Regions from separate parts of the Homo sapiens genome. Here region 2 is linked to region 1. The links are chromatin contacts, found by Hi-C in ENCODE. All regions are on one chromosome and are shown on one strand. Each heading gives the region's core, a stretch centred on a gene start or an enhancer-like site at or near the end of the contact. The rest is flanking DNA. Distances are from core to core; before and after follow the strand shown.

Region 1 (3,984 bases), core at 1,061-3,560:
ACCTATAGCCTTCTGTATATGAAACTGAGTAAAATCTGATAAAATGTCCCAGTCTTTAGTATTTCCTATGTTACTTTTTCGTTTGTGATCTTGTTTCACAGTAACTTGAAGATTTACCATCCAGGTGCCAACAATTCTGGTGAAGAAATAAAAGACATGTTGCTAGCTCATTAAAGTTTTCTGGACTTTCACCAACTAGTAAAATTAAAATTATATAGTAACTACTATTCTTATTGACAATCCTTTCTTATTTCAGAAATCTTTTAGCAGTCTAAAGTACCTATTCAGCCATCTTATTTGTTTTGGTAATATAGCTAATAGTTCTAAATCACCATTTGTCAAACCCATTAGAGGTGAACTGTAGTCGAAACTGCAAAACTCTGTAACTTAAATGTAATTTCATTGTAACTAATAGAACCTAAGTAGAATTATGTAGTAGTGAAAATATTTTAATTCTAGCAAAAAGCAATCAACCACTTCCTAAAACAATGTTTCTTTTTTTTCTCTTGGGTTTACTCTCCTCCTCCTTTATGATTTATTCTTACCACAGAACCATTAAGATGTTCTTTGTTTGGTTATACTTATAAAATGTAACCCTGACATCTCTTTTTCTATTATAGTACTTACTATTATGCTATTTTTCTGCTTCCAAAATAAGGGAGAATTTGAATCTATGACTGCATAAATTTAAAAACTACCTTCCACTGGTCACAGTTCAGTGAGGATCTGAAATCTAGGTAAGTAATATTTGTACACAGGCAGTGAAACTAGAGCAATTGCTGAGTTCAAAAGCTAATAGCTAAGCATTGTTTCACAGACTGCTCTCAGTTCTGAAACAGCAGATATGTATTATCCATACCACTTATTATTTATTTATTTATTTATTTAGAGACCGAGTCTCGTTCTGTCACCCAGGCTGGAGTGCAGTGGCGCCATCTTGGGTCGCTGAAACCTCCGCCTCCCGGGTTCAAGCGATTCTCCTGCCTCAGCCTCCCGAGTAGCTGGGATTAGAGGCATGTGCCATCATGCCAGGCTAATTTTTGTATTTTTAGTAGAGACGTGGTTTCACCATGTTGATCAGGCTGGTCTCGAACTCCTGACCTCGTGATCCACCCGCCTCAGCCTCCCAAAATGCTGGGGATTACAGGCCTGAGCCATGGCGCCAGGCCTAATTTTTGCTTAAAAAAAAAAAAAATCACATTTGTATTCAAGGTGAGAAAGCTTCAGAATTATTAAGGACAAGGATTCTGACAGAAAGTTAAGTTCAGACCTGGTTACAAATTCAGACACCTTAATAAAGTAGGAGATAGTCTTCAGTATCTGAACAATAAATAGCTTTAAATGCAGGGCTTTTTGAGTAGAGGAGTGATCACTTGAATCTGGAGAGAGGGCGAGAAATGGGGAGGGATTGCTAACGGGCATTGGGGTTCCTTTTGGAGTGGTGAAACTTCTTGGAATCAGAGGTGACAGCTGCACACGATTGTGAATGTACTAAGTGACAGTGGATTGTACACTTTTTAAAAAATGGTTAATTTTATATGTGAATTTAACCTCAATAATTACTTTTTTTAAAAAAGAAAAAAAATAGAGGCTTTTGTGGCAGGGATGGACTTTGCTTGGTGAAGGCCCCTACTGTAACGGTGCCCAGACATCCACAGCGAGGTCAGTGAGGAGCACTCCCACCTCACACAAAGCCATATGAAAACTTAACAGATTTCCCTCAGCTAAATCCCCGTTTTCAACAACCGCCAATTAGCCAACATTTAACAACATACTGAACTCATTTCTGTATGGGAAAACAGCGAAATATTCATGAAAACATTTAGAAAGCAGCATCACCGACCACCTAGAAATCCCCTGCGCGCAATAGAGAACACCAGGGTGGAAATGGTAGAAGCCATTTTTGGTTAAGGTTTTTGTCCTGGGTGGAGGGTATTCGTGAGGATTCAGTCAGCCTCAAACATTACATTTAAACATAGGTGCCTAGCTACGATGATACATTTGCCAGTAGGGCAGCGTTGCACGGTGAAAGGCAAAAACCCCTCTAAGCCTCCTCCTGTGGCGACAAAGCTCTCGGCCAACGCTCACCGCCATACACATCCGCGGGAACGCTTCCTCCACCAGCCGAAGGCGGGGCCTCTGAGGGCACTCCCGCCACACAGCGCGAATTGAGCCTCGGGGCTTCCTGGGAATTGTAGTTTTAGTCACGGACACATCTTTTTTATTCGGGCCAGTATGCAATGAATCAGAAAACTACAACTCCCAAAGTGCCCCGGGGCGGCGAGGGGCCGCAACGGTGACGACTGTGGCAGAGAAGGCCCGGAGGGGCTCTGCGTTCTGTAGTGGCGCTGCTTGGGCCCTTGGCGGATTGTAAGCTGCTGGTTTTGCGGCTGGGAAGAGCGGCGAGAGGGTTCGGCATTTTTCGTCGGGATCCCCGCAAGGATGAGTGCTGCCAGAGAGTCTCACCCGCATGGGGTGAAGCGTTCAGCCTCCCCAGACGACGATGTAAATAATAATGGCGGAGTGGCTGAGGGTTGAGGCCTACTAAAGCCTGGAGTAGGCCGGGAAGGGTGGTTGGAGGAGGACGCGCCTGAGGTGGCCTGCAGCGGGAGAGCCCAGGGAAGAAACCAGAAGAATGAGTGGGAAATGCCTCCCTTAATCTTTATGAGGGTCAGAAGGTTTGAAGAGGCCCACACGCTGAGAGCCGGAGACCTGCGTAGGAAGGGGGATTGAGGAAGGAAATTCTGAGAGGGTCGAGGAGTGAAAGAGCTTAGTCAAGGGATTTCGTACGTGCGTTTTGGGGGGCCGATGAGAGTGCTTTCTCGGGCCTTTGTACTCAGTATAGAGACGGCAAGACTCTCCCTGTTTTGGGTTCTAAATGTTCCCGTGACAATGTCGAAATGTTCGTGCACGTTTGTACAGATTTTTCCTGCCTGGATGATTTTTACAATGTGCTGTTGAGAGTTAACTTTAGCTGCACTAGTAAGGGTAAACCGAGAACAGTATTGAGCCGAAAATTGTGCCACGGGTGTAATTTGGTACTGGCTCTGGTGGTGAGGTCTAAGACGTTGAGACCTAGAAGCCCATTTTGATGTCGGATATTAATACCTCGTTCTTCTTACCTCGTCTCCCCATCAAATGCCGTTCCCTTCCTCAGCCCTCACCTCATAGGTTTTAATAGCAAACGGTTTATCCCTTAAAGTAACCCGTTAAATATTTACTGCACTGCCGGGTGTTGGGAATTCGGAGAGAAATATGATGCTTATTTTAGGCCTTTTTGTATATTTGTCCTAGCTCCTAGCCCAGTGTCATGGAAACGGTAGGTAACCAGTAAACGTAAAACTAGGTCCTTCATACAATGGATAAGTGTCTTGGCAACGTTGATGGGGAAAATTGTTGGAGAGAGCGCGGAGAGGTCATCTTTAAGGAAGATGAAGGGATATCTAGGTTTTTTTTCGGTTTTGTTTAAAGTACTGTCAATTTCTGAATACATAGAGCTTTAAATTTTTCGATAGTGCATTTCAACGCTCTTCATAAAATTTTAAAAGCCCACTGAATACTACTTTGTAGCAAATGAGATAATGTTAAGACCTACCCCTCTGATGGGAGGTGGGGCGAGGACCGGAATATTAAGGATCTTTAAAGGAATCGACTTCAGCTCTGCAGAAAGATTAGCAATCAGTAAAGATTTGGGGATGAATGGGCACCTAGAGAAGTTTATTCTTGCTCTCTGTTATTTCTGCTACTGGATTTTAGATCTTGTTAATATGGTAATTCAGGTTTTGTCAGGAATTGATCCACACTTTTGAGTAACCTGGCTGCCACTTAAAAAGCTGTTACATTGTTTTCCTCCTGATCTTTAAATGTGACTTGATTGCTAGGATATCAGACACCTGTTTGGAAATATCTTTTAGCGTGACAGAAAACTCCAGGTGATATGAAATTTAACAAAGTTAAAGGGATTAAGTCATTAAGTTTACAGCT
Region 2 (3,984 bases), core at 831-3,330, 4.9 Mb before region 1:
TTTGAAATAATATTGCAAGCATAAGCAAAAAAGATGACAGAGATGACATTTTTACTTCTAGGGTGAGCACTACAGCACTGGCCAGCACTACAGAAGACACCTTACTAAGTCATGGGATGACATTTTGAAAATAAAAGTTTGGAAATATTTCCATCATGTGATTTTGATGCAAAAATGATATATGTGAGCCACCCAAGTCTGGGACTATGGTGAAGCAAATGGTTTTCAAGGTGAAAACCGTTCACCTTGGGCACAAAATTTAAGGGGGGGGTGCCAAAAATTCAATAATCAAGACAACTAATCTTAATACAATATTTTAAAAAGTCAAAATTTATCTTAATCAATCCATGATAATCAAAATATCAAAACCTTAAAGACAAGATCTATAACTCCCAAAACTCATACATGAATACTTAAAACTTGAAGATAGAAATTTTCAACTTCTTAAAAATCTTCTAAGCAATTTATTCCAAAGAGCTTTGAACCCATTTGTAAAAATATAAAAATGCAACATCTTCTGGTTGACATCAGGAAAGATGGAACACTACTAGCTGAATTTCAATAAAAACCTTTGCATGGTTGTTGGATGGAATGGATAAAAATGAAACTTTTTTCATATCAGTTTTTTTTTTTAAATCGTTCTAAACATGCATTAGGAAGAGTGGCCAAAGATGTACTTCCTCCTTTAGGATCTACATCTTTGTGAGTTACCTTTTTTTCAGCTTATGACAGCCATTAAAACCAAGTACAAAAATAACCTGACGTTCAATCAGATATTTTAATAACTATTTCACGAAGTATTAAAGATTTTTAAAACTAACGAAACCTAGTCAATCATATTGATTTCCTTAAATATTTTTAGTGAGAATAACAAAGATTTTTATACCATTAATATGGAAAATAACTAAGTTATTTTAAATGTTTATGTCATCTTTGTCTTAGCCTTTTTACATTTTACAAATGTTTTATAATTCTGCACACAGCAGGACACGTATAAAACTTATATAAGTATATGGATTTTTTTTTGGTAACGGGATTACAATAAAAAAAAGTTTGGAGAACACAAGTGCAGGCAGTTAATGCTGTGGGTGTTAGGAACATGACAAGATTATATTATCTCAGCATGCTGTAAGATCACTGTATCCATAAAAGTCTTCATGAAGGAGCCCCGCCGAGTCTCCATAATGGAAGCAGGATTTGGAGAAATGACTTCTGCAAACTTTGTTTAGTATAACACAAAGCACCATGCTTACTACTAGAGAAGATTAAAATTCTCTAAAAACCTTGTTAACGGAGATCACAGGTTGAAGCATACTGCAGCTCTACTCTTGGAAGGCTAGCTCAGTCTCAGACTTGGCCCTGATGGAGAAGGAAGTTCCCTGGAAGAGGGCAGGGGAGCGCCTCTCCAATGTAGTTGCGGGGGGCGGGCGGTGAGGACACCGCTTCATAAGGGAAGGGGTGGCTGCCTCCCCAAGCAGGGGGTGGCCCCTGAGGTCCCTCCAGCTGGGGGCCCTTGAGAGGGAGGGTGGGGAGAGGGGAAAAGAACGTCAGGAGAGTGAACGGGAGCAAATAAAACGCTGTCCATTCTGACTGGAAGGGCCAGAGCCGTGTCTAAGGGCGGGGGCCGGGAGGTGGCCCGCGGTGGTGTCTCTACCAGGACGAGGCCTGGGGTATCTGAAGAGGGGATGACGTCCAGGCGCTTTGCTAAAGGGAAGCCAGAAGGGTATGAGTTGCTAGGGTCAGAGATGGGGCTTTCGGCTCGAGTCTTTCCCTGCAGGGCAGAGAGTCCGAAGAGCCCGAGAAGGCAGGGAGGACAGTGGGCCTGGTCCTTCCCCGGCCGGCAGAGGGAGTCCCGAGATGGAACGTCCAGCTCTCCTCTAACGAAAAGCGTTTGCATGGCTGTCTCGCCAATTCTGTACCTCCCGGGGCTGAGGAAGAGCCGAGGTGACTAGAAGCTAGCGACAAGTGCCGGCCACCTCCGACGCCAGGCGCCGGGCTTGGAGCCCGACGGGCCGAATTCTCGCGAGAGCGGCCGCCGCCATTTTTCCATTGATTGCAGCGGGCTGGGGGAGGGGCCGACGACGAAGGCGGCTGTGGTAGCGGCGGCGGCGGCGGCGGAGCCCTGGGTCGGTGTCTGCGCGCTGGTGTCTGAGGCCCAGGCTGAGGCCTCCGCTATTGCTGGAGCGCAGGCGGCGGAGAGGATGACTGCCGCTGCCATTCTCTCTTGAGCTAGCGAGCCGCCGCCACCCTCCACCCTCCCCCGGCAGGGCGGAGAGGAGCGGCCGGAGTCAGCGATGGTGCCCGGCGAGGAGAACCAACTGGTCCCGAAAGAGGTGAGGGGCCCCAGAGGAGGTTAGGCCTTAGGCCTGCGGCCGCTCGAGGCAACACAGGCCCGGGCCGGGGTTCGGCTGCGGGCCCGGCCGGGGTGCAGGCTCGGCTGTGGGGGAATGAGGAGGCGTGAGGCAGTCGGGGGTGGACGGTGGGTGCGGCGAGCAGTTGGGAGACCCGCTGGCTCTAGGGGCCGGGGAGCGGACCTCCCGCCTCGGGTTTTATGGGGCTGGACGAATAAAGGAGCGGACGGGAAAGAATCAGGTTCTGCTCTAGGGGAGAAGGTGGCCTTTTAAGTTCTTGTTTAACGTGTGGAGCCGGGAGAGATCATTTCAAAGAAAACATTCTGGAACAGTTGCCTATGGGCACGGCAGGGTGACGGTGCTGCTTCTGGGTTTGACAGTGGCAGCGTATAGCTTTCAGCGCTTGTGAAATCTACACCCAAGTGAGATCTGTGGGAGGGCAGACTTAACTGTTACGACTTTTTTCAACTCCTGTTACTTGGTAGTACTATTGGCCTGCCTAAATGGGGCCTACCGAAGATCGTGGAAAAGTAGTACATGGGACATTAATGTAAAGGAAGGAGATAGGAGAACATTACCACATGGAGAGCTGAACTCTTTTTTTTTTTTTTTTTTTTTGAGGTTGGGTTGTGTATGCCAATTTGAGTGACTTCTTAAATTCTTAAAAGCAAGTGATACGAGAAGCCTTGACTACTTGGCTTCTCTTGAATAGTAGTAGAAGATTTAGGGTAGAATCCAGCACTGGCCAGCGAATTTCAACGTATTAATAGTATCTCTGTTGGCTTTATAAATATCTTCGGCGTATTCAAATGTGTATTTTTAACTGGCTGATCATCAGGCTAATGCTTTGGATTTTTATTTCTCATATACCTTAAATAGAGACAAGTGTTGGATTGAAATTAACTGTGTGCGATCTTGAAATTAATGAGTGATCATTACAGATTCTTAAATTTTTTTGTGCCTGTTTTACTTGTTTTGTAGCAATTCTTTGTTACTTAAGCAAGCTCTGACAGTATGCAAGGGTGATATTATTGGAGTTATGTACCTGTATGATACAAGTATTTTCCCAGCTTTGTCAGAAGGGCAGTGATAGTTGTTTTGCAAGGACGATTTTTGTAAAAGGCAGAGAGTTATGTGTCAGTATTTGTTCATCAAGCGTCACCAACTCTGTGCAAAGCAGATAAACAGATGAGTTAATCAGAATTCTTGCCTTGGGAACTTTCTGAGCTACTAAGAAAGGGAACACTAGTGTTTGTTGAACTCCAATTAGGGACTAGGTACTTTACCACGTAAGTAATTCTTATGCAAGGAAGGAAGTGATAGGTGCTGTAAGAAAGGTATAAATGTGTATTTCATTTTAGAGCTTCATATTGCTGGTTTTCATTTTTATAAAAAACAAAATTCTTTCTTAATTTTTTGACCATTAGAAAAATATCATATAGGTGGAACTCTGCTTTAAGAAAACCCAACATTAGATTTATTTCCCTAATAACTTGATTTATAGAAAACATGATATGATAATAGATACCGAGCTTTGCAGAAACATCTGTTGTGTAAAAAGTGATAACAGCAACGGAAGTTTAAAGATTAAATGCCTGTCCTTTTAAGATTAATTCCCTTCCCTGAGGCTTTA

What was found. A loop is a pair of places that touch in the nucleus more often than their neighbours do. Pooled maps may share reads with other maps.
Region 2: a loop to region 1 is called in a map of CD4-positive, alpha-beta T cell, with 12 times the contacts of the local background. The contact joins the promoter of USP47 here to the promoter of C11orf58 in region 1. A Hi-C loop is called at or near these places in 3 of 168 maps with a recorded cell type or tissue (CD4-positive, alpha-beta T cell, CD8-positive, alpha-beta T cell and naive thymus-derived CD4-positive, alpha-beta T cell) and 9 of 50 pooled maps.

What each region holds. Positions count from the first base shown.
Region 1 is chr11:16,736,337-16,740,320 of GRCh38, forward strand. It overlaps C11orf58 (chromosome 11 open reading frame 58), which reads left to right and starts at 2,311. Exons shown (of 5, transcript NM_014267.6): 1 at 2,311-2,505. The coding sequence starts at 2,443. It also overlaps a transcript of SOX6 not described here. RefSeq lists an enhancer at 2,185-2,814.
Region 2 is chr11:11,839,892-11,843,875 of GRCh38, forward strand. USP47 (ubiquitin specific peptidase 47) reads left to right here and starts at 2,081. Exons shown (of 28, transcript NM_001282659.2): 1 at 2,081-2,333. The coding sequence starts at 2,295. LOC107984311 (a long non-coding RNA gene) reads right to left here and starts at 1,950. Exons shown (of 4, transcript XR_001748134.3): 1 at 1,284-1,950. RefSeq lists enhancers at 1,157-2,022, 1,805-1,974, 2,023-2,886, 2,185-2,324.